Linked DNA regions of Homo sapiens: all the other regions are linked to region 3. Evidence: chromatin contacts called from ENCODE Hi-C or POLR2A ChIA-PET data. All regions are on one chromosome and are shown on one strand. Each heading gives the region's core, a stretch centred on a gene start or an enhancer-like site at or near the end of the contact. The rest is flanking DNA. Distances are from core to core; before and after follow the strand shown. Region 1 holds the start of HSPBP1 (HSPA (Hsp70) binding protein 1). Region 2 holds the start of ZNF784 (zinc finger protein 784). Region 3 holds the start of CNOT3 (CCR4-NOT transcription complex subunit 3). Region 4 holds the start of KMT5C (lysine methyltransferase 5C). Region 5 holds the start of ZNF579 (zinc finger protein 579). Region 6 holds the start of EPN1 (epsin 1). Region 7 holds the start of ZNF836 (zinc finger protein 836).

Region 1 (3,409 bases), core at 338-2,837, 1.1 Mb after region 3:
GTTATCCCCACTTCGCAGATGAGAAAGTTGAGTCACAGAAAGGTTGAGACTTACCCAAGGTCACACAGTCAGCAATTGGCAAAGCCTGAAATCAAACCCAAGCAGTCTAGGCTGGGCGTGCTGGCTCACATCTGTAATCTCAGCACTTTGGGAGGCCGAGGCAGGTGGATCACTTGACGCCAGGAGTTCGAGACCAGCCTGGCCAATGTAGTGAAACCCCTTCTCTACTAAAAATACGAAAATTAGCCAGGCATGGTGGCCCATGCCTCTAATCCCAGCTACTGGGGACGCTGAGGCATGAGAATTGCTTGAACCGGGAAGTCAGAGGTTGCAGTGAGCCAAGACTGCGCCTCTGCACTCCAGCCGAGACTGTGTCCTCCACCCCCAACCCTGCCCCCACCAAAAAAAAAAAAAAAAAACAGCAGTCTGACTACAGAGCCTGTGCTCTTCATGAAAACACACTGCTGCCTTCAGAAGCACTGTCTGTATGCTGGGCACTGTGTGCAGCCCTACTTAAAGTAGAACCTCAGAACTACCCTATACGGTAGTTATTATTATTATCAATTTGTAAATGAAGAACTTGAGATTCAGAAAGATGAAGTAATATACCCAAGGTCACACAGCTGGAAATGCTGAATCCAGGTTAGTCTGGCTCTGGAGAGGATATGTCCCCTCAGACTCTCTTGAGATCTGACCTTCAGTCAACGATAACCCCATCTAGCACAATTTATAGCCCACAATGCCTCCACACCTGGTTTTCTGCCTCCCACCCAAGAAGACCCTAGTCTTCTTGTGGCTCCCCAAGTCACACTTCCCAAGGCAACTCTATCTGTCCCCAGGCCCCTCACCCCAGCTTCTTGGGTCCCCATCCTTTACCTCCTCACTCATCGGTTCTGGAGGAGGGTCTGGCTCTTCAGAGCCCGCGGTGATGGCCATCTGCAGCAAGCCTTGGAGGTTGCGTGGGGGCCGGGAATTGCCCGAGCCCCCAGCCGAGGAGCCGCCGCCGCCGCCCCCTGAAGAGCAACCCTGGGAGGCCGGGGGCAGCGCCAGGGGCAGGCGGCTCCCCCTTGAGCCTTCGTCTGACATGGGCCGTTTGTGAAGAAGGGAAGAATGTGTTAGAGGGAGAAGGTGGTCACCGCTGAAGCAGCTCTGGCGTCCTGATGGGTCGATTCTTGAGGGTCTGCTGAGAAGGCGGCGTTTCAGGGGAGCTCGGCGACCCCCCATGACCCCAAACCACTCTGCCCCCAGCCCACTTAACCACAGCCCCTTTTCCTTCCTTCATACCCACAGGACCCTTCCCCAAAGTCATAAGCCTCTCCTTTCTCCCTAGCAACAGGCCCCACCCACTCTCCCTGGCAACAACCCCCCTTCCCCATCTCCACTGCGTGCGTCCCGTCTCTTAGCAACCTCACTGCTCCGCCTCCGTAGCAACAAGCCCGCCCTTTGGTCTCCTTAGCAACAAGTCTTCTCCCTCCTCTCCGAAGAGGGGCGCCGGAATAAGGCGGATCTCACCTCCCCGGGTCCTCAAGCCGCCGCTGCTCCTACAGACAAAGTCGTCCGCACCTGACTCTGCTGGGCGCCGCCATCTTAACCGGAAATACGCACGGTTTCACCCGGAAGTGCCAGGCGTACCCACCCAACTTCGTGCCGTGGTTGCGGCTGAAGCTGCTTGCCCGACTCTTATCCCCTTCTCACCTGGCGGGATACTGCACTCGGCCCCGCCCCTCCCATCCGGGCCCCGCCTCCAAGCTGGGACGCCCCTTCGTGCGGGCGCCGCCCCTTCACGCTCAAGTAGCTGGTCAAAGCCCTGCCCCTGGCCCAGTTTTCGCACCTCAGCGAGTCCCGCCCCCGATACTTTTGCAAGCTCCACCCCTCTTCTAACGTGTGCCCCGCCCCCAGGTCTGACCCCGCCCACCCTACGATTCCCGCCCCTGCTCTAGGCCTTTCAGACTCTCCCAGTTGGGCCCCGGCCCCTTTACAGGCCCCTCCCACTCATTGCTGTCAGTCATCCTTAGAAGGTTTGGGACCTCGCCCCAACTAATCTGACTTTCGCCTCCACCGGGGCCACCAACCCCATCTACAGGAGCCCTGGGGTCGCAACCGTAATGGCTGGCCTGTGAGCCTTATGCCCCCCGCAACCCCTCTCTCGGCCTCAGTTTCTCCATCTGTCAAGTGGAGCTGCGGCGTGGATCCCTCTCATCACCCAGCCTCTCCCTCATGGACTCTTCCCCATGTCCTGCCAGGTGGAGAGGAGAGGATTCTTGAGGCCTAGAGCCGGAAAGCAAAGTGCCCCAGAGCCCAGCAAGATTCAGAGCGCCAGAGGAGCCAGCTTGGTGGGGAGGCCCGAGGCCTCTGTGCTCCAGAAGTGGGGTTTAGGCCTGGGCACGTGCTGGTGCGGGCCGATCTGCAGAGGTGTTGGCCCTGGGCTGGGCTTAAAGAAACTCCCGTGTTGATCCTGGATAGGAGGCGTTTTCCTCCAGGAAAAGGTTGTGCTCAACGCAAAACGGGCACACAGTCACAAACGTATCAATCACCTGCTGGGCGTGGTTGTGCAGGGGGATATTTTGGGCAGAAACAGGAAGACCAAACAGATAGGTTGTGTGTGTATGTGTGTGTGTGTGTGTGTGTGTGTGTGTGTGTGGTGTTTCTAGCACTGTGCTGTGAGATGCATCTGGGCCTGTGGATGTGCTATTATATTAGTTTCCTATTGCTGCTGTTAACAAATTACTAAGAATGTGGTGGCTTAAAACAGCACACATTTATTATCTTGCAGTTATGGAGGGCAGAAATCCAAAATGGGTTTCACGGGGCTGAAATCAAACTGTCAGCAGGATTGCATCACTTCTGGAGGCTCTCGGGGAGAATGTTTTTCTTGCCTTTTCCAGCTTCTAGAGGCCACACTCTTTCTTTGACAGGTGGCCCCATCACCCCAAGTTCTGCTTCCACCTTCCCATCTCCATCACTGACTGCTCCTCCTGCCTCCTTCTCACAAATACTCTTGTGATTCCATCGAGCTCACCCAAATAACTGGGATAATCTCCCTATCTCAGTCACATGGGCAAAGTCCCTTCAGCCATGCAAGGTAACTTATGCACAGATCCTGGGAATTAGGACACGGACATCTATGTACAAGTCTATCAGTTTATAATACATGGCCGGGGGCAGTGGCTCAGGTCTATAATCTCAGTACTTTGGGAGGCCAAGGTGGGAGGATCACTTGAACCCAAGAGCTCGAGACCAGCCTGGGCAACATAGTGTGTCCCCAGCCCTACAAAAAAATACAAGAATTAGCCATGTGTGATGGCATCTGCTTATATCACAGCTAGGCAGGAGGCTGAGGCAGGAGGATCACTTGAGCCCAGGAGGTCGAGGCTGCAGGGAACTATGACTGCCCTACTGCACCCCAGCC
Region 2 (3,377 bases), core at 569-3,068, 1.5 Mb after region 3:
GGCCTCACTCTGTTGCCCTGGCGCGATCGTGGCTCATTGCAACCTTGACCTCCTGGGCTCAAGCGATCCTCCCACTTCATCTCCCTGAGTAGCTGGGATTACAGGCATGCACCACCACATCCAGCTAGTTAAAAAAAAATTATTTCTGGCTGGGCACGGTGGCTCAGGCCTGTAATACCAGCACATTGGGAGGCTGAGGTAGGCAGATCACCTGAGGTCAGGAGTTCGAAACCAGCCTGGCCAACATGGCAAATACCGTTTCTACTAAAAATGCAAAAATTAGCCAGGTGTTGTGGCTGCTGCCTGTAATCCCAGCTACTCGGGAGACTAAGACACGAGAATCGCTTGAACCCAGGAGGTGGAGGTTGCAGTGAGATGTGATCATGCCACTGCCCTCCAGCTCAGGCGACAGAACAAGACTCCATCTTAGACAGCAAAACAAACAAAAATTATTATTATTATTTTTAATGTAGAGGGAGTCCCACTATGTTGCCCAGGCTGGTCTCCAACTACTGGGCTCAAGAGATCCTTCTGGCTCTGCCTCCTAAAGTGCTGGGATTGCAGGCGTGAGCCGCCGCGCCCGGCCCATCCTCCAGGATTCTGTTGTATCCTCATCAACATTTCCTCTCCTGTCCAAAATATATCATGGATCCCACCTTTTGTCCTCCACCCTAGTTAAAGCCCCATCACTTGGCGCCTCCAAAATTGAAAAACCCAAGGGCATCTCTGTTCCTATTTCTGCTGGCTTGTAACCCACCTCCCAGGAATAGCCTGAAGGTCTTTTGAAAATGTAAATCAGATCAAGTCATTTTTCGCACTCAAAACCCTCCAGTGGCTCCAAATGACTTATCCCAAATCGTCACTATAATATCTGTGGCGATGTAGCTCCACTTATCTCTCTGACCCCAGCTTAAACATAAGCCGGCACCCAGCTGACTTCTCTCGTCTAAATTTAGCTGCCCCACCCCTACTCTTGGCTCAATTTATAGAAATTGGCTCAATTTTTATTTCCTTTATAGAACATATCACAGTAACTCTCCTTTATTGTCTCTCTCCTCTCAAGAGACTGCAGGCTCCAAAAGAACACAACCCTTGTCTGTCTTGGTCACTTCTCTATTTACAGAGCCGAAGTAGGAGCTCAGTAAATGTTTGTTGAATGAATGAATGTCCTCAATTAGTCTAATTCTGAGTGGGGTAACGTGGAGGAAGTTCCAAAGTCACCTAGACCACCCACTTCTACCCCCAAATTCTCCCTTGGGCATTCGAGAAGCATCACTAAGACCCTTGAAGAATTATCCCCTACCCCGACATAGGTGCTCCAATCATAATCCCCCACGTTTTTCAGGGTCACCTTCCCAACCTTCTACCCTAGAATTAGCCCTAGAATTTATGAGGCCCCGCCCCTTACAAGGCTCCACCCAAATTATGCAAATTATCCCTGGTAAGCCCCCTTCCCTGGACCCAAACCCGTCCCACAAGACAACACCGTCCTCAGACTCCGCCCCCATCCAGGCCCCGCCCACCACCCATAGGTCCCTCCCCCACCCCGCCCACCATGACATAGTCTCCTCCCCTGCCCCGCCCCTCGCGAAACCACAAGAAGCCCCACCCCCAGGGCCATAGCACTAAATACCTCCCTCGCCCACCCCCTCATAGGCCACGCCCCGGACCCGCCCCCCACACTACGACCTCCTCCCACCTCGAGCCCCACGCCCAGGCCCCTTCCTTGCCCGCACCAGGTCCAGTGGCTCCTGGGATCGCGACTCCGGAGTCGGTGAGCTCCGACTCTGGGCCTCTGGGCGCGCAGCGGCCATCTTGTGCCCAAGCCCCGCCCCCAAGGCCAATGTTCGCTCTGAAAGGGGGTGGGGCTCGAACTGGCGTAAGAGCTACTGCGCAGGCGCAGTGCGGGGCTGCGAGGGGGCGTGGTGCAGCAGGGGGCGTGGCGGGGCGGGGCGTGGCGGCTGAGCCCGGGAGAATGTGAGTTGTTCCCTCTCTAATTACCTGTCTGTCCCTCCGAGGGTACGCTCTGTGTGGCGCTAGGATGCCTGTAACACCCTGGGAACAAATCCGAACGTTCCTTCTAAACCAACGCAGGCCGACTCGAGGCTCTGGCTGTCAGGGGAACCTCAGCAGAACTGAAGAAGCTTTGCTTTGTTTCCACGGTAAACGTTTTTGTGATTACCTCTGCACTGCTCATGACAACGTAATGACGCCAAGTTTATAAACGTCGGTGTAGGCCGGGTGCGGTGGCTCATGCCTGTATTCTCAGCTACTCGGGAGGCTGAGGTGGGAGGATCGCTTGAGGCCGGGAGGTCGAGGCTGCAGTGAGCCATGATCTCGCCACTGCATGCAGCCTGAGTGACAGAGACTCTGTCAAAAAAAAAAAAAAAAAAGGCAGTGTGGAGAAAAATATTCAGTAAACAGCAACACAGGTGGTCCTGGGAGGACGCAAAAACCCGCAAGCTGATGTTATGTTTGGGAGGAAAGAGCTCAAAAACGCGGGGTTTTCAGCAGCATCAAGGACGGGGCTCTTCTTAGCTGCCCCGTTTAGTCATTCTGGTGGTATCACCTTGGATAAGTCACTACACTTCTCTGGACCATTTCTCTTTCTTTTGTGTAGCACTGTAGAAGCATTGTGACAAACCACTGAGAAGAGACATGGAAGAGTTTGGAAACATCTTTAAATAGTTTTCTTGAAAGGGCAGGATAGGAGATACTTAAACATGATCCTAAGCATGATCATTTCATTCATAAATATATATGAAATTATATTTTGTGATATGTTGGTATAAAATAAAGATAAACACCACTTAGGCTGAATTATCTCCTCCTCCTCCTTTCTTCTTCTTTTATAGAGATGGGGATCTTGCTGTCTTGCCTTGCCCAGGCTGGTCTTGAACTCCTAGCCTTAAGCGATCCTTCTGCCTTGGTCTTCCAAAGCTATATTTCCCTTCTTTTCTTTTGATTTTAAAATAATTTTTTTTTTTTTGAGATGGAGTCTCACTCTGTCGCCCAGGCTGGAGTGCAGTGGCATGATCATGGCTCACTGCAACCTCTGCCTCCCGGGCTCAAGCGATTCTCCTGCCTCAGCCTCTTGAGTAGCTGGGATTACAGGTGCCCGCCACCATGCCCGGCTAATTTTTGTATTTTTAGTATATACAGGGTCTCACCATGTTGGCCAGGCTGGTCTCGAACTCCTGACCTCAGGTGATCCGCCCACCTCGGCCTCCCAAAGTGCTGGGATTACAGGTGTGAGCCACTGCGCCCGGCCTAAAATAAATTTTTAAATGTTGTGGGTCCCTAAGAGTATCATGGGCCCTAGGCACTGTATCTACTACTGTGTCTAATGCTTAAGTCAGCTCTTTCTGTCCAGGTTT
Region 3 (3,481 bases), core at 352-2,851:
ACAATAACTCTAGGCTTCATTCCCGTTGTCTGTGTGTGGGCCTACGAATATGCATTTTCGCAAGCATTCCTCCTCCCCCTTGCCTCAGACCATTCTGATGCGGGTGGTGCTGAACGGCTCCATCCTCCTTCACGTTCACCTCTCCCTGGGATTTATCTTACTTTCCACCACCTAGACAGGAAGGGGCGAATCTGGCTTCCCATCTCGGTTGTGTGACCCTGGGCAAATGCCTCCCAGTTCGTGGAAGTCTCAGTGTCTAGTTAAGTTTTCAATCACAAGTCATTCCTCACATTCATTCATCTATTCCTTTGACAAATGGTTACTGACTACTTCCTGCGTGCTAAGTGCTGGAGATGCAAAATCCAGACAGGGAAACCGAATAATTACGAAAATGACGGTAGACGTACAAAAATAAATCCTAACGAACAAGGCGCGCAGGAGCGCTCCGCCCGGGAGGGAGGTCAGGGAAGTTTTCTCTCCAAGAAGACAACAGAGCTGAGACCTGAAACGAGCAGGCATTAGGGAGCCACCCGTCTCCTCTGTACCTTCTGCAGCGTCCTCAACACACTAAGGAAGCGGAGACGCAGAGGAGAATGACTGTCCCACCATCTGGTCGCCTAACCAGGCAGGGGCAGGACAAAAACTCCATGCCTCACGCTTCCCAACCAATTCTGCTATGCACGGTGCCAGAGACTTAAAGCAGTGTCTCTGGTCCCTTTCTTCTTTCACTCAGCAAATAATGAATTTCAGAGATGTGCCAACATAGAGGCACTTGGAGAAAGACGAGGCAGCTGAGAGGGAAGCTGCTTACCTGGCCGGGACGCAACGGTTGCGACCAAGTCCCACTTCTGCCAGCTACATACACCCTCTTTCACACGCTCTACGAGCAGCTACCGCCCACTCGCCACGCTATTGGTCCAACTAGCATGAATGATAACTTTTAGGGCCAACGAAGAAAAAGGGGTGGACTTTCTTGCCCAGCTCCTCCCACTTGGCCCTGTGGCTGTTTTGATTGGCAGATGACTTCGGCTCGGCCCCCGCTTTAAAGGCACCTGTCTGTCTCCCATTAGGTACGCGGCCCCTAACGCCCACACTCCATGCCTTCCTCCGCTTTCCCCACCCACTTCCAGGACCAACCAATGACTTCAAGGCAGAATATGCCCCCGCAACCAATTAAAAAGAGCTCTAAACTTGACGGACGACTTCCCGCCCCTGGACTGTCGTAGCTCCTCCCCCAGACCAATTGTTTTAAGAGAGGGGGGCGGATACATCCAATCAGCACGACACAGGTCTCTTGATTGACGTTCGGGTCCTCGCGCTGGCGTGTTGTGCCCTGAGGCGGGAGGAGGAGGAGGAGCGGGGAGGAAAACCTGAGCCAATCCTAGCAGCCTGCGCGGGAGGCCAATCGAACGCCGCGCCTTGGAGCGATCACCCAATCCGCGAAAGGGGGCAGGGCGCATCCCTGCCAGGAACCAATAGAAAGCCTCCAAGGGTCAGGAGCGACGTTCAGCGGGAGCAATGACTGGCCTATATTCGGGACTCGGGGGCGGGTCGGCGCCAGAGACGAGAAGAGAGGAGGGGAGGCCTCCTCCGCCGCCGCCATCTTGGACCGGGCCCGGTCAGCTTCCGCGGAGCCATCGGCAGACGCCGCGGCCTCCCTTGAGCCCCGACCCCCGTCGTCAGAACAACCCCGGGCCCACTCCCCCAACCCCACTTCCGCTTCGCGCCGCTATCGCGATAGCGCCCGGGCCCGGGGCGCGAGAAAAAGGCGGCGGGCGCTCGCCTCCCCCGCCTGTCGCGATACGCTCCTCAGCGGCGGCGCCAGCTCCTGTGGTGAGAGCGTCAGGCTCGACTGGGCCGGACCCCTTCCCTTCCTCCCCCCGGCGCCATCGGCCGCCCTCCCCGCCGCCTCCCGCCCTGGCGACACCGCCGTCTGTCGCGACATGGCCTCCCCTCGCCTGCCCCCTGCCGCCGCCTCTGCAGCGCGGGGCTCCCGGCGGGGGGCGGCTCCCTCCCTCTCGCCCTCCCGTTCCTGCGCCTCTTTCACGTTCCTCAGCGCCTCCCGGGGGTCCTTCCGCGACCCGGACCCCGGGCCCCGCCCGCCGCCGCCTCCCCGCGTGGCATCGCGTCGGGCCCCCCGGTAGGGGTGTGAGGGTGCGAAGCCTCCCGGGCGCGAGGTGCCCGCCCCTCTCCGCGTCGGTATTGGCTCCTGGCTGGAAGGATGGAGGCGCCCCTGGTCCCAGGTGCCCGCCCTCTCGGGGCTCAGGTGCCTGCCCCCCTCGGCCTCGGTCCTTCGCGTTGTGGGGCAGCCTCCGCGCCGGGGCTTCTCCCTCGACGGTGGCGGGGAGGGGGGGTGGTGGTCGGGACGAGGACCCCAGCTGGGTGGGGGAGTCACCCTTCCCAGGACCGAGGCCGCCCTCCGCATCCCTCCTCACTGCTCCCGGGAGCGCAGCCTCCCCTGGATCTCAGGTTCCAGCTGCCCGTCTGTATCGGATGGGAGCCTCTTGGGAGAGGAGTGGAGGAGAAACTCCCCGTTAGTTGGAGCCTTTGCCGAAGTTTCCACCTCTGTAGTCTGCAGCTCTTCCCTCTCATAGCGAGTAGCGCCCTGGGTGGCTCCAGCCTCGCCATCCCGCTGCACTGGGCGCCTGCCTTTTTGGGGGAGTTTGGCTTTCCCCCACCTGGGGTACAGGACCGTCCTCAGTGTGGCCCACGTCTGGTCTCAGCTCTCACACTTCTTTGATCCTGGCGTCTGCCCCTGGCTTTGCAGCCTTGAACTCCCCTGCATCGTGACTCTCCGACCTTCTGGGTGTGGGCGTCTCCCAGTGATATCAGGACCACTGTGGTCTTGTTGCTGGGGGCTGCTGGGATCCCCTGGCGCTCAGGTGCCTGGTGAAAGACACTAAGCCGCCACGCTGTCCATGTTAGTGAGCTCCCACTGCGGGCAGCACCAGCCCCTCTTTCTGAGCAGTCCCTGCCTCTCAGTGCAGGGCGGCCACCCACCCCGGGGTGAGCTCTCCTGTCCTTTTGGTGAGGGGTTTTGATGTCTCCCCTCCCTCCCTTCACCCCTGCCTGAGTATGAGGCTTCTTCCATCTTCACACCAGTCTCCTCCTTTAGGGTGTCAGCTCTCCAAGGACCAAGAAGCCCACTGCCCTTGATATTTGCATCAGATCCCACACTGTGGGTTTGTTGACTTCCCATCTACCCTTACGCTGGGTGTCAGCAGTTGGAGAACAAGGGTTTCGCCTTCTGGCCCCGCTGCTGGTACCCCATGAGAGTAGGAAGCTTCCTAGACCCGGGTTCCTGTACTGCGAGGTGGGGGCTCTTCCCTCTGGGGCTGTGCCTTCTCTCCAGGGTAAGGACCCTTTCTTGGTGTCACCTCCCCCAGGGATAAGGTTCTTGCCATCCTTGGTATTGGTATGGCTGCTTTTCTGGATTTGAGGTGTCCACGCCTCTGCATGTGTCCCCACCGTAAGGCTGAGG
Region 4 (3,171 bases), core at 133-2,632, 1.2 Mb after region 3:
GTCTCTGTCTCTCTCTCTCTCTCTCTCTCTCTCTCTCTCTCTCTCTCTCTCTCTCTCTCACACACACACACACACACACACACACACACACCAAAACACCAAAAACAGCACACCAAAACAGCACCTACTCTGTGGCATGCATTGTTTTAAGTGCCCACGATCTATAGCTGTACAGTGGAGCGCATGTCTGACAGTGATCCTATATGTGTAGACACACAAGCGCCTACATTGTGTTACCGGACAGTAACATGCTGCACAGCTGTGTGGCCCAGGAGCCGCCGGCCACCTTACAGCCCAGGTGCCAGCAGCCCTGCCACGTAGGTGTGAGTGATGTTGCTCTAGGATGCTGGCAGGATGACGACATCGCCTGAGCACGCACTGCCCAGATGGTATCAGTGTCGTTAAGGGAAGAATGGCTGTGGCGAAACAAACAAACAAGCAAACAAAGACCGCCTGTTCTGAGTGTGGAGCTTATTATTCTCGGCGTAATTATGATGAATTGTTAGTTACGTTTGCCTCTAGGATTGAGGTAGGGGGGGTGATCCCAATTAGGGGGTGCCCCAGGGGAGCGCCCCAGGAGTCAGGGCTTGTCTCAAAAGTCCCCACTCCTCCCTCAGCCTCCCCTCCCTCCATCCGACCCCGTTCATATCGCGGGAAGGTCCCACAGAGTGCGTGTGGATACTCCCAAAACGCAACGGTGTAAACGGGGAGGGAGGGAGAGAGACTGAGGAGCCCTTTGTAGCCAGGCAGAGCTGTCAATAAAGTTTCGTCGCCTTGGTAACCGCAGGCCTCGCGGGGCGGGAGGGGAGAGGGATGGCGGTGCGCGCGCATTCACCGCCTCCCTCCCGCCGGGTCTGGCTTTCTCCCTCCTGTGGCCGAAGCTTTCCTCGGAGAAATAGAAGAGGGAGGCCGCGACTCTATGGTGATGGACGGAGGCCTTACCCAATGGAAAGAGGAGCTGTCCCAAGGCCAGGCAATCATATACGACTACTGGAGCTGGCAGAGCCCGCCCTCTTTCCACTTGGACCTGAATAACCCGACCCAAACCGAGTTTCGCCCGGAGAGACTGCGCTTTCGGCCAATGAGTGCGTCGATTTCGAGCCCCAGTGTGAGCGAAGGCGGGACAAGTCTCCATGGCAGCGACTAAAGGACAGCGATGTGAACCACTGACAACAGTTCGCGGCGTTTGACGGCGGCGGGGGCGTGGCGGGGTTTTATCTGTGTATTGACGAGAGCCGGGCGCGGAGGGAAAGAGTGGGGCTTGGCCAATGGGAGCGCCGTGAGCTTCGTAGCAACGGAGGAGTGGCGGTGGCTGTGGCCAATAGAAAGCCTCAGTGGCCTTGGCGGGGCTGGCCCGGAGAGCAGATGGGAGGTGCGGCGACAGTGTTTGACGAGAGCCGAAGGAGGCTGTGGGAGGTGTTGGCGGCGGCGGCGCGGGCGCCTGAGGAGGAGGAGGAGAAGCGGGTGAGGGGCGGCGCGGGGCCCGATCTCTGAGCCCCTTCACGGCCCCAGCCCCGCGCCGCCTTGGCTCCCCAGTCGCCCCCTGCCCCGACTGCCCCCCACCCCGCCCGGCCCCTCCTCGTGTCCAGGCGCCCACGTCTCCCGGCCCCTCGCCGGGCCTCGGGCTCCGCGGCACTGCAGCCTCCTTCCTGTGCTTCCTCACCCGGGCCCTGACCCCCTTCTTACGTCCACGGCCCTCCCTGCATCCTCAGGGCCTCTCCCTGACCTCTTGTCACTCTCCAGGCCTCTCCCTGCACCCCCCAGGGCCTTTCCCTGACCTCACCCTCCAGGCCTCTCCCTGCACCCCCAGGTCTCTCCCTGCACCCTCAGGGCCTCTCCCTGACCCTTCTCTCACCCCCGGGACCTCCCTGCACTCCCAGGGCCAATCCCCGACCTCCTCTCACCCTCCAGGCCTCCTTCTGGACCCTCTAGGTCTTTCTGTGCCCTAGAACCTCTCCCTGACCCCTCTGTCCCTCTCCTGGCACTCCCTGGACCCTGAGGTCGGCCTCTGACCCTCCAGGTCCCTTGCCCTGGGCTCTCACCGCCTACCCAGGCGCCTCCCTGGGTCCCCAGGCCCTTCCCTAGGGTCTCCCTTTCCTGGATCCCCCAGGACCCCACCAAGCCCGTTTGGATCCCTGGGCCCCTGTCCGCCCTCTCAGGCCCTTCACTCACTGGACACCCAGGATCTTCTCCGCCATCCCTGGACCGCCCCCCGACCCAGGTCTCCCGTCTGGCTCCTCCCTGAGTCCCTAGGCCATTCCCCGCTCTCTGTCCTCCCTGGCACCCCCATCCCTTCCTCACACCCCTCTGAGCGCCCCCAGGCCCGGCTGCAGCCTTCTCCCTCCCACAGCCCCCTGCCGTGCCCACCGCTGTGCGTTTCTCTCCTTGCCCCCAGCCCCCTCTCCAGCTTCCCCGCTGTCCCTGGCGTCCTCCTGCAGCGCCCCCTCTTTCTCTCCCGCAGCCTCGCAGTCTGTCCCCGACCCCTCCACAGCCGTCTCTGCAGCTCCCGCTCCTTGCCCTGCCCCATCTCCTCCTCTCCTGGGCGCGGATGAGCCTCGAGCGCCGTGGTGCGGGGACGAGGCTGGCCCTCCGTCCGGGTTAGGGGTTTGGGTGGTTTTCTTCATCTCTCCGTTCTCTCCTGGCTCCGCTTTAAAAAAATGTTTTTGTAAATATTGACCTGTGCTGCCTCCCCATAGTCTTCCTTTGCTCCCCTCCCCACCCCCGCTTTTGTCCTCTGAGCCCCCCTCCCCTGGAATCCTTGGAGAGGGAGCAGGTGCTGGGATCCCTCCCCTGCCCTCCCTCCCGTCACCCGCCTCCAGGCTGCCTGGGGCTTCACCCGGAGCCTCCTGACCACTCCCGAAGGCTGCCGGGGAGGCAGGGGGCGGAGACCGAGGCTGGGTCGAGGTGGGGGTGGAGGGCGGGACCTCGGGCTGGCGGGAAGCTTTGACTTTTCCTCCTTGAGGGCTAGAGGTGAAGCGGCTCCCCACGGTGCTAAGCCTTTAGGGTGATCCCGGCTGCCAATCAGTCAGCCTTCTCTGGGCCCAAAGAGATGTGTGTGTGTAGGGGGTCTCTGTACATATGGGCAGGGGCATCTGCGTGTGTCAGTCTGAGTGTGCATGGGTGTGCATGTGGGGGTTGTGTGTTTAGGGGGGATCTGTGTCTGCGCTGCGG
Region 5 (3,205 bases), core at 202-2,701, 1.4 Mb after region 3:
GAAGGCCTTGGGGCACAGCGGGCAGGCGTGGGGCCGGAGCCCCGAGTGGCTCAGCCGGTGCCGGGAGAGGTAGTAGGGGAAACGGAAGAGGCGGCCGCAGGTGGGGCAGGGCAGGGGCGCCCTAGGGGCTCCAGCGCCCCCCCTGCCACGGCCACGGCCCCGACCACGGCCTCGGCCACGGCCCCGGCCTCGGCCACGGTGAGGTGGGCTGCCCTGGGCGGGTGGAGGAGGCTGCGGATCCATGCCTGTGGGGAGAGAGGGGAGAGATGGGAAGCGGGGCAGAGATAAAAAGAGGTGCGTGGGGTGTGGCAGAAAGAGAAGCAGAGACAGTCAGAGATGGAGAGGCAGAGAGGGTCAGGTATTTAGCCAGGAGAGAGATATGAGACAGAGACAAAGATGAGAGACACCGAGGGGAGGCCAGAGATGGAGAGACAGGAGGAGAGAGATCAGAGACAGAGCGACAGAGCAGGGAATAGAGACAGGAGAAGGCAGAGATGGGAGACACAGAGAAGTGGGGATGGACAGACAGAGACCAGGAGTCGCAGAAAGACAGGATGGTGAAAGGCAGAGCAGAGAAGAGACAGAGGAGAGTGAGGAACACCCAGCAGAGAGACAGAGACACAGAGAAGAGGAAACAAAGAGACTTGGAGAACCAGAGGCAGAGATAGTGCAAGAGCAGAGATCAGAAGAGCAGTGGCGGGTTGGGGGCCGGAGAGACAGGGAGACAGAGACACAGAGGGAGTGAACTGGGCAGAGGCACGGAGGGGGACAAAGTCAGCGAACCGCTTCTGCTCCAGGTCCCCCGGCCAGGCTGAACGTTTTGGGAGGGGCTGGGACACAGCCCATGGGGCCTGAGTGGAGGGGGTGGGATTTGAAGCCGGTAGGCCCCGGAAATAGAGTGTGTTCTCAGATGCCAGGGGCTGGGAGAGGTCGGGGAGTAGGAGGGTTCAGACTTCTGGTCTGAGTTGGGAGGGGGCTAGGGGCCCAGACTCTTGGGACTGATGGGGATGGGAGCTGGGGATTGAGACTCCTGGGTCCAGGTCATGACGGATTGGGGAATCTGGACTCTGGTATGGAGGAGGTGTGGATTCCTGGGTCCCGGTGGAGGAGGGGCTGGGGAGGGGGCTGGGCTCCCAGGACAAGGGGGAGGCGGGGGCTGGGGACCCAGCTGCCGGGAATCCCCAGGGAGGAGGCGACTGAGGGCCGGACCCCTGGACTCGGGAGGGAGGCTGGTGGGGGTCGGGGGTCCCAGGTCCTAGAGGGGGGCCGATCTCCTCCGGGCCAAGCCTGCAGCTCCCCGAAGGCATGATCAGCAGAATTGGGGCCGGGTCGAGGCCTTGAGGATTTCTCAGCCCTGGGCCTGGGGCTTGGTCCTGGTCGCTGGGGCTGGGTTCTTACCTCGCCTCCTTGGCTCCTTTCTTCCTTCCCCACGGCCGGCCAAACGCGGACGGTGGTGGCGGGGAGGGAGGGGGGCCTGAGCGTGGTGGGGGGTGGAGGAGGAGGCTGGGCTCGGTGTCACTGCCTAAGCCTTCCCCCCGGAAACCTGGCCTTTCCTCGGAGCCTGAAAGAGGAAAGACTGGCTGGGAAGCCGGAAGCGGGAGGACGGGGGACCTGGAGAGGGGAGGGAAGGCAGCTTGCACTACAGGGTCCTGTGAGGGGAGGGGGCTGGGGGCCTGTCCCCCGGGCTCCCAGAGGGCGGAGGGTGCTGAGGGCCTGGAACACTGGGTCCAGCTACTCCCGGCTCCCCAACATGCACACACACATATTCATTCATTCCTTCAACAAATACACATTTATCAGGTCCTGTCTGTGCCAGGCACTGTGTCAGGCCAGGGGAGTGGCCGGGGGAGGAAGATGAATGAATCAGTGACAGAGGCTTCAGGAAGTACTGGCACTCTGGATCAGAACCTGGCTCCAGCCTTCCCTTGGCTGTCTGGGTGAAGGATTCTCCCACTTCGAGCCTCGGTTTCCCCCTTTGTGAAAGCCCCTGCATATACTCATTCAACCCTAAGCGACCAATATTTACTGAATATCTACTACGGGCCAGCCTGCATATATTTGTCTACATATACGCATATTCACTGGGACCTTAGCAGCCAATGTTTACTGAGCACCTACTATGGGCTGGTGCTGTCCTTGGTGCTGGAGTCACAGTGGCAAAAACCGGAGCTCACTGTCTGATGGGGAAGGCAGATAGATACGGATCAATCACGCTGGAGTGCATGTGGGGGAACGTGTGCTCCGAGGCAGGGAACTGCTATGGGAATGCAGAGAACAGAAGGCACTGAGCTGAGCTCACACTGGGAGGAGGTGATTCCTGAGGTCTTCCTGGAGGCAGCAATGTTTCAGCTGAAATTGGCAGAATGAAACCAACCTGGCGACATCTCAGAAACCTATTCTGGAGCAGAAAAGGCATTTTGCAGGAGTATACCCACAGCTTGACGCTGTTTGTTTAAGGTTACATTCCTGCCAAACAGTGCTAATGAGAGTGCGAGCAAACAGGTCCTTTCATACACGGCTGGGGCAAGTAGAACCTGGAACATTCTTACCGAGCCAGCAATTCCAGGAATTTATTCTTCAGAGGCATCTACTCGGAACTGCACAAAATAATGTCTGCACCAGGTTAATCATTGCAGTACTGCACATCACTGCAAACAGCTGAAACCAATCTAAACACCCATCTGTAGGAGAGCTGAGTAATAAATCATGACTGATCCACCCAGTGGAATACTAGGTGTCCATAGAAAAGAACAAAGAAGCTCACCGTGTGCATATATGGTAAGTCTCCAAGTGATAACCTGTAGAAGAGAAAAATGGAAGGTCAAGTACAGCCTGCAGCCTGTTCTGGGTTTGTGTGTGTTCTGGGATTGTGTCCAGATGAACTGGAACAAGAGAGAAGAAACTGAAACTGGCAACATAGTCTAACTTCCAGGACAGAAATTTACTACACTCTATCCTTGTTTTTTTGTTTGTTTGTTTTTTTTTGTTTTGTTTTGTTTTCTTTTGAGATGAGATCTCCTTCTGTTGCCCAGGCTGGCTGGAGGAAGTGCAGTGGTGTGATCTCGGCTCACTGCAGCCTCGACCTCCCGGGCTCAAGCAATCCTCCCACCTCAGCCTCCTGAGTAGGTGGGGCTACAGGAGTGTGCCACCATGTCTGGCTAATTTTTGTATGTTTTGTAGAGATGGGGTCTCCCTATGTTGCCCA
Region 6 (3,333 bases), core at 680-3,179, 1.5 Mb after region 3:
ATTTATCCTTTGTACCTCACTCCCTCTTTTTTTTTTTTGCAAGCTCTTTTATTTGTAGAAGAAATAAGTTCATCTGCTATATAGAATTTTCAGTGTTCGTGTAGGCTCATTGTATCCTTCCCTCCCTCCATTTTCCTGTAAATTGGTTTAAGCAAGGTTAGAAGCTCGAATAGATCAAGGTTCAAGTTTTTAAATTTTATTCAACCTGGGTTTGAATCCTAATTTCTGAGCTTCCCTTAGTTCACTTATTGTTGGGAGAACATGGCTGTTGGGGTGGTTCTGGGAGCGCCCACCATGGTGGCTCGTGTGGAGTAGACACTCAGCACGAGGGACCCCTCCCCCGCGGTGAGCTCGTCTAGGCCTCCCGCCTGCGCTCTATGGCTCTGCTGAGTTTCTGGCATGTCTCTATTCTTTCTCCCTCTCCATGCCTATGGTGTGTTTATGCTCTTGTTTTTTGATCCTGGAGAATATTTGGGTGAACTCCACCAAACCTGCTTACTAAGGGTCCCTTTCTGACACCTGTGGCGAAGCCCCCTCCTCCCTGTCCCTTCCTGCCTTCAGTGCTGGGGTTGGGTGGACGCTGACTGGCTGTTGGGCGTGAGCCTTGTTCACAAACCTGCCTCTCCTTTCCCCACAGATCTTTGTGGAGTTCACCTCTGTGTTTGACTGCCAGAAAGCCATGCAGGGCCTGACGGGCCGCAAGTTCGCCAACAGAGTGGTTGTCACAAAATACTGTGACCCCGACTCTTATCACCGCCGGGACTTCTGGTAGAGGCGGCTGGGGGAGGGTGGGGGCAGGGCTGGCTGGGGGCTTCTCCCCACTCCCGCCCCCCCCTTATCCCCCTCTGAAGACGATGGGCAGAGGAGTGACAGCCGCAGACACACGACAGCCGGCAGCAACTGGAATGGCAGCAATTAAGGGTGGGGGGCGGGGGTTGGGGGGTTGGGGGGTTAGGGCAGGGAGGGGACTGGGGAAGTGCGCACACAGCCCACACAGACAACACGCACCCACACAGACACAGAGGGAAGGGGTTGGGATGGGGACAGGGTGCACAGCAGGGCGGGGTAGGACCCCAGCCCCTCCCAAAACAGCCTCTCCTTCTCCCATAGACCCCTTTCTTCTCCCCTTCCCCACGGTAGGAACATAGCGTGTTTATATTTTATGGCCAAACTATTTTGAATTTTGTTGTCCGGCCCTCAGTGCCCTGCCCTCTCCCTTACCAGGACCACAGCTCTGTTCCTTCGGCCTCTGGTCCTCTCTGGTCCCCTCCTGGGTTTCTTACGTAGTTGATTTTTCCTCTTTAGTCTCCCCCGACCTGCGCCCAGCCCCGTGGCCCCTGCCCCTCTCCTACTCTCTGTGGCAGTTTCATATTTGCTAAGACGAATTTGCTCATTAAACATTTTGTTGTATTTTACTTTATGGAGCGGCTGTGTGTCCAGTATGTCCGACCCTCTTCCTCGGTTCTGGGCTCGGGTGGGGGTTCCCTTGGCAAACTGCGGGCCCCTGGCTGGGACGCCCCTGCTGCCGGCGCCGGCAGCCTCGAGGCCTTCCCTGCTTGCGCGGTGCCCTTCTCGGGGTCGGCACAGGCACAGCCCCGGGGGACGTGAGGTTCCCGAGTGCTCTCCCACCCCGCCGACAGGAGGGATGGTGGCCGAGCGGGCCGGGGCGGGCGTGGCGTGGGTGTGCCAGGAGCTCCGCGGTTGCCGCCAAGCGAGCTGGAGCTGACTCTCGGCGTTCCGTGAGCACCGCGCGGATCCCCCGCTGCAGCGGGCGGAAGTGACGTAGAGGCGCCTAGCAACGGGGCCCAGCGCGCCGGAAGTGATGCCTTCCAGGTTGGCTTGGCTGCGGAAGCGACTCCTGCCAGGGCGGGGTGCGGCACGGGAGGGCGGGGAGCGCGGCAATTTCCGCTTCCGGTCCGTCGCCTCCTTCTGTTGCTTCCCGTCTCCTCGGCGGCTCCCCTCCCCCGCCCGGCTCTCCGCGCCCCTTCTGGGCGGCGGGGCGGCGGAGCCGTCGGCGTGCGGCCCTCCTTGCGTTCGTGCGTGCGCCCGTGGCCCGGCGCACGTCCCGCGACACCGAGGCCGAGCGGGGCAGGGGGCTGACCGCCATGACCCCCCAGAGCCCGGCGTGAGGGGGCCGAGGTGAGCGCGGGGCGGAGCGCGGGGGACGCTGGCCCGCCTGCTCCGGGTGTTCGGGCCTGGGCCGCGGCGCGCGCGGGCTCGCGTCTGGCCAGTTCTGGGTGTCTCTGGCGGCCTTTGTGTCTCTGCTCCTGTGTCGGCCTTGACTGCCCCCGTGTCGGTTGTCTGTGTCTGTCTCTCTCGTGTCTGTGTGTCTGTCAGCGTCTGTTTCCTGTGGGCCTCTGCCTGTGCCTGTTTCAGTGAACTTAGAAAAGGGTTTGGAGATAGGAGTGTGTTTGTGTGTCTGTCCCGGGTCTCTCTCTCCTCTGTCTGTCGTGTCTGTGTCTGTCAGGATTTGTTCGTGTCTCGTTGAGTTTCCGAGTCTTCTTTTCCCTAGGTGTCTCTAGCCCTTCCCTGCGGGCTTTTCTGCCTATGGTGCAAATCTTACCCCCGCCCCGTCTTCGCATCTGAGTTTTGCCCCCATACCTATCACCTCCAATCCTGAAGTTTCTTTCCAGGAGTCTGTTAACTTGATCTAGAATCTGCCCCTTTTCCCCAGTTTTCTGAGTCTCTGGTGTGATGGTGAAGAGCCCCAGCCTTGGATTCAGAAGCCCGGCTGCCTGCTAAGCTGTGTAATTGCCAGGTGATAGTCTCTGTGTCAAAACCTCAGTTTCCTAGTCGTAGGAAATCCATAGTTCGTAGGCATTCGTAGTTCCTACATCATAGGGTCCTTGTGCATGTAAGTTGAGGTGATGCTTGTAAAGTGCCTGACGGTATCTGACACATAGCAAGTGTGTAATTACTGGGAGCTCTGGTTTTTATTATTACAGTGCTTAGAGATTTTTACACAGTAAGTGTTAGATATCGGTCGGTTATTGGAGTACTCCTTGGAGAACTTTGCCATATCCTTTGTATTCTTTTTAATGTAAGAATTCTCTTTGAATCAATTTAATTTGAAATACAGTCTCATTCTAAGCAGTATCTGAGAAATCTCAGCTTTGATGTGCTAGTTGGGTAATTTTTTCTAATGCACGCCAAATAAGTACAGAGTATTAAGATAGTGCCTTTTCTGCCGCCACCCTTTTGGAAATGTTCTCTGTTTTTTCTCTGATAATAATAGCAGCCAGTGTTATTGAGCGCCTACTATCTGTGGGGCACAGAGCCAAGCACTGCATGTACCCATCTTATTTAATCAACAGGCCTACCAGGTAGGAATTC
Region 7 (3,560 bases), core at 869-3,368, 2.0 Mb before region 3:
TGGGAGGCGGAGATTGCAGTGAGCCGAGATGGCACCATTGCACTCCAGCCTGGGCAACATGAGCGAAACTCCGTCCCAAAAAAAGAAAAAAGCAAATCCATTACCAAAAAAAAATAAGACTCTGAATACTCATACAAAGATATACCTCGTAGGCCTGGCGTGGTGGCTCCCGTCTGTAATCCCAGCACTCTGAGGCAGAAAGACTGCTTGAGCCCAGGAGGTTGAGGCTGCAGTGAGCGGAGATCATGGCACTGTACTCTAGTCTGACAGAGCAAGACCCTGTCTCAAAAAAGAAAAAAAAAAAAAAAAGACATACCTTGTAGTGACAGTGACAGTCATTTATCGCCCCATTTCTCAGTTACTCTATCCTCTACCCCATCCCAGGGAAGAAAAGAGTTACCACGAATGACTTAATTTAAATGCTCTCTGGCTAAACAGAAATTCCAAATATCTTTTGATACAAATAAATACAAAATGCACAAGCCTTACAGAAAAGAGTGGTAATTTTCATCCTCACGAGTACAATTTAAAGAAATGAATTTTAAATTAGAGTATAAAGTCACAAATTAGAATATTACAACCACCATCCATATCCAATCAACTCATCGCTCATCTGGATGGGGTCCTCTCCCACTTTCTTCACTATTGTGTGTGTCCCTCTCTCATTCTGCACCTTTCCTCCCCTTTTCTGTTTTTCTCCTCTTTATGTCTGTTCTGCCCGATGCTCTGCAACTTACTTCACCTCTCGTAGCTCTTTCTCCCCAATCTTTCTGATTGTCCCCAATCTCCACGTATTTCCGCCTCTTTTTCCCCATCTGAGCTCCCTCTCTGCTCTCCTTGTTAAAATTCCCTCTTACCTGTTACACCTCCTTTGTTCCCACTCTCTAGCACCCCCAACTCCCTAGGCTTCCTCCCTGCTGTGGTTCTCCCTCTACTCTGCTTGTCACCCACTGCCCTCTCTCCCTCTCTTTCAGTCCCAGCACCACGTAGCTCTGTCGGCTGCGGCTCCAACTCTTTCACCTTCTCCCCACTGTCTGTCTGCAGTGCCTCCTCCTTTGCCGCCCCACTCTATTTTGCTGCCTTTCATCTCTCTGAAGGTCCCCCTTTTTTTCTAAATTTCTCTGTGTGCTTTCCTCCCCCTGCTTCTTTCTCCATTCGTTCTCTTTCACTCTTGCTGTCTCTTTGCAAATCCCTAAATTATCATCCATTTTGCCGTGTATTTATGGGTCTCCCTCATTCTCTTCTATTCGGTCTTTCCTTTTGCTCCGTCGCTCCCCTTCTTTTCCTCTCCTGATCCCTCTCACCCACACATTCAGTAAGAAAGGGGAGGAATAGGATGCCCACCTCCCGGAAAAGCATATTTTCCAGTGGAGTAAAATTTGGGAAGGAAGAACACTGGGTGTCACAAGACTCAGGTGACCTCCCCCAAGGGGGGGATCGAGAAAAGCAGTGGCTGTGAAGGGGAAGCCTGGGGAGCGAAAGGACCCGGCGTGAGGAGGACACAAGGTGGCAGGGGGTACGGTGTCTCAGGACAGGGAGGGTCTGCAGAATCCCAGGACCTGGGAGGAGAAGCGACTCCTTCAGGAGCCGGACGGCGGGCGCTCCCCTCCAGGGGCTGACGACGGAGAAGCTCCGGGGTCGCAACGGGCGGGAATCCACCTCCCGAGTGAGGACTCGACTTGGCGCAGGGCCGAAGCAGAGGTCAGTAAGGGTTTTAAGCAGGAACACGACCTGAGTGGGGTTGTCTACATGGTCCTAAGGCAGAAAGGCAGGGAGCAAGGAACAGCCTCAGAGAGATTTTTAAACCGAAAGGGAAGCAATTATCAGACTTACTTGGGGCGAAGGGGCTGTTGCTGGTATTTTAAGGTCCGTAGCGATCCCCAGGAAACGGGTATGGACAAGGGAAGACTGCCAAGTGCACGTTCGATTCAGGCAGACGGGGCGAAGCAAATGTTTAGTCCAGGTAGACGGAAACTGACGCGCAGCGCTGTGATCTTTTCCCCGCGCGATCTGCTTCCGGGTGTGCAGGAAGCTACACGCCCTGAGAAAAAAGACTGAGAGACCTGGGGCGGGAGAGGGGCCTGGGCGGGGTGCGACCCGCAAGGGAAAGGGCAGAAAGACTGGCCAGATTTGGGAACCCTGAAAGGGTGGGGCAAGGCTGATGCGGTAGTGGGCGGGGCCAGGTGGGCTAAGCGGGACGGGCGGTGTGGGCGGGACCTGTTTGGTGGGCGGGGCCTGTTATTCGCTCTGCCTTCCACCCAGCAAGTCTTTGTTCTCCCGATTTAGGAGTATTTGTGACTATTTCTTGTCCTGTGAAGCAGCGTTGCTTCCTGCCTATTTTAAGTTAATGTTTTAGACTTTAAGGTCAAAGCTTAAAGTTGTGGTCCACTTCTGTTGGAAACTAAGATGTTTTCTTCTTGTCAAGTTGAACTGATTTAAGTCAAAATCGATTTTTGCGAGCCTGGTGGACTCCATCGGGTCTTGCCAGTGAGGCTGAAGCCAGTTAAGGCTGAAGTTACTCAGTAGTCAGGGAACTAGGATCTCCGTGAAGATCTGATGTGCAGCCGTGGCTGGATCCAGGAACCCTGAAGACATTATGCTAAGCGAAATGTGCTAGACACAGAAAGACAAATCCTGCATGTGCTTACTTACATGTGCAATCTACAAACATCAAAATTACAGTAACAGAGTAGAAGGGTGGTTTCCAGGGCTGACGGTCTATCCTGTGCCTGTCCCACCATTGTATTTTGGAAGCAAATAGCTTCTTTGGCTTCACAGTTTCACAGCTGGACAGAAATTTTGCCTCAGGATGAACCACACTTTGAGTCTCACCCATATGTGATTCAGATAATATTTGGGTAATATTTGGGCCTTAGAGTTTGATACTGAAATGGATTAAGACTTTTGAAATGGGCCAGGAGCAGTGGCTCTGGCCTGTAATCCCAGCTCTTTGGGAGGCCAAGGTGGAAGGATTGCTTGAGCTCAAGAATTCAAGACCAACCTGGGGCAACATAGTAAGACCCTTGTCTCTACAAAAAATACAAAAATTAGCCAGGCATGGTGGCTCACGCCTATAGTCACAGCTATTTGGGAGGCTGAGGTGGGAGGATCTCTTGAGCCCAGGGGATCAAGGCTGCAATGAGTTGTCTTTGCACCACTGAACTGCTGCCAGGGCAACAGAGTGAGACTCTGTCTCAAAAAATAATAATAATAAGACTTTTGAGATGTTAGGATGGGGGTGAAGGGATCTTGCATGTGAGAAGGACATGAATTTTGGGAGTCCAGAGTACAGAATGTTATGAGCTGAATCACGTCCCTAAAAAATCATTGTTGGCCAAGCGCGGTGGCTCATGCCTATAATCCCAGCACTTTGGGAGGCCGCGGCGGGCGGATCACAAGGTCATGAGATCGAGACCATCCTGGTTAACACGGTGAAACCCTGTCTCTACTAAAAATGCAAAAAATTAGCCGGGCGTGGTGGCGGGTGCGTGTGGTCCCAGCTGCTCCGGAGGCAGAGGCAGGAGAATGGCGTGAACCCAGGAGGCGGAGCTTGCAGTGAG

The links. A loop is a pair of places that touch in the nucleus more often than their neighbours do. ChIA-PET counts read pairs that join two places held with the same protein, here RNA polymerase II (POLR2A). Pooled maps may share reads with other maps.
Region 1: a loop to region 3 is called in a pooled map, with 11 times the contacts of the local background. The contact joins the promoter of HSPBP1 here to the promoter of CNOT3 in region 3. A Hi-C loop is called at or near these places in 1 of 168 maps with a recorded cell type or tissue (transverse colon), 1 of 37 single-sample maps with no recorded cell type and 7 of 50 pooled maps.
Region 2: a loop to region 3 is called in a pooled map, with 11 times the contacts of the local background. The contact joins the promoter of ZNF784 here to the promoter of CNOT3 in region 3. A Hi-C loop is called at or near these places in 6 of 50 pooled maps.
Region 4: a pooled map shows a loop between it and region 3 (30-fold over the local background). The contact joins the promoter of KMT5C here to the promoter of CNOT3 in region 3. A Hi-C loop is called at or near these places in 2 of 37 single-sample maps with no recorded cell type and 14 of 50 pooled maps. POLR2A ChIA-PET finds 5 or more read pairs at or near these places in 3 of 52 experiments (AG04450, PC-9 and activated CD4-positive, alpha-beta T cell).
Region 5: a pooled map shows a loop between it and region 3 (6-fold over the local background). The contact joins the promoter of ZNF579 here to the promoter of CNOT3 in region 3. A Hi-C loop is called at or near these places in 3 of 37 single-sample maps with no recorded cell type and 10 of 50 pooled maps. POLR2A ChIA-PET finds 5 or more read pairs at or near these places in 2 of 52 experiments (PC-9 and activated B cell).
Region 6: a loop to region 3 is called in a pooled map, with 24 times the contacts of the local background. The contact joins the promoter of EPN1 here to the promoter of CNOT3 in region 3. A Hi-C loop is called at or near these places in 5 of 37 single-sample maps with no recorded cell type and 9 of 50 pooled maps.
Region 7: a loop to region 3 is called in a pooled map, with 6 times the contacts of the local background. The contact joins the promoter of ZNF836 here to the promoter of CNOT3 in region 3. A Hi-C loop is called at or near these places in 2 of 37 single-sample maps with no recorded cell type and 9 of 50 pooled maps. POLR2A ChIA-PET finds 5 or more read pairs at or near these places in 1 of 52 experiments (PC-3).

Annotation. Positions count from the first base shown.
Region 1 is chr19:55,278,523-55,281,931 of GRCh38, forward strand. It overlaps HSPBP1 (HSPA (Hsp70) binding protein 1), which reads right to left and starts at 1,588. Exons shown (of 8, transcript NM_012267.5): 1 at 1,513-1,588; 2 at 877-1,180. The coding sequence starts at 1,086. RefSeq lists an enhancer at 1,461-1,600 and a silencer at 1,721-1,950.
Region 2 is chr19:55,622,748-55,626,124 of GRCh38, forward strand. ZNF784 (zinc finger protein 784) reads right to left here and starts at 1,819. Exons shown (of 2, transcript NM_203374.2): 1 at 1,737-1,819. The coding sequence starts at 1,814. RefSeq lists enhancers at 1,800-2,299, 2,050-2,199 and silencers at 1,800-1,849, 1,920-1,979.
Region 3 is chr19:54,136,161-54,139,641 of GRCh38, forward strand. It overlaps CNOT3 (CCR4-NOT transcription complex subunit 3), which reads left to right and starts at 1,602. Exons shown (of 18, transcript NM_014516.4): 1 at 1,602-1,833.
Region 4 is chr19:55,338,494-55,341,664 of GRCh38, forward strand. It overlaps KMT5C (lysine methyltransferase 5C), which reads left to right and starts at 1,383. Exons shown (of 9, transcript NM_032701.4): 1 at 1,383-1,464. RefSeq lists enhancers at 1-301, 302-1,075, 1,385-1,454 and silencers at 1,475-1,534, 2,780-2,959.
Region 5 is chr19:55,579,397-55,582,601 of GRCh38, forward strand. ZNF579 (zinc finger protein 579) reads right to left here and starts at 1,452. Exons shown (of 2, transcript NM_152600.3): 1 at 1,399-1,452; 2 at 1-245. The coding sequence starts at 243. RefSeq lists silencers at 1,656-1,795, 2,507-2,801.
Region 6 is chr19:55,673,297-55,676,629 of GRCh38, forward strand. EPN1 (epsin 1) reads left to right here and starts at 1,930. Exons shown (of 11, transcript NM_001130072.2): 1 at 1,930-2,139. U2AF2 (U2 small nuclear RNA auxiliary factor 2) reads left to right here. Exons shown (of 12, transcript NM_007279.3): 12 at 638-1,420. The coding sequence ends at 772. RefSeq lists silencers at 1,492-1,711, 1,882-2,211.
Region 7 is chr19:52,169,503-52,173,062 of GRCh38, forward strand. It overlaps ZNF836 (zinc finger protein 836), which reads right to left and starts at 2,119. Exons shown (of 5, transcript NM_001102657.3): 1 at 1,834-2,119; 2 at 146-279. RefSeq lists an enhancer at 1,518-1,657 and a silencer at 2,238-2,287.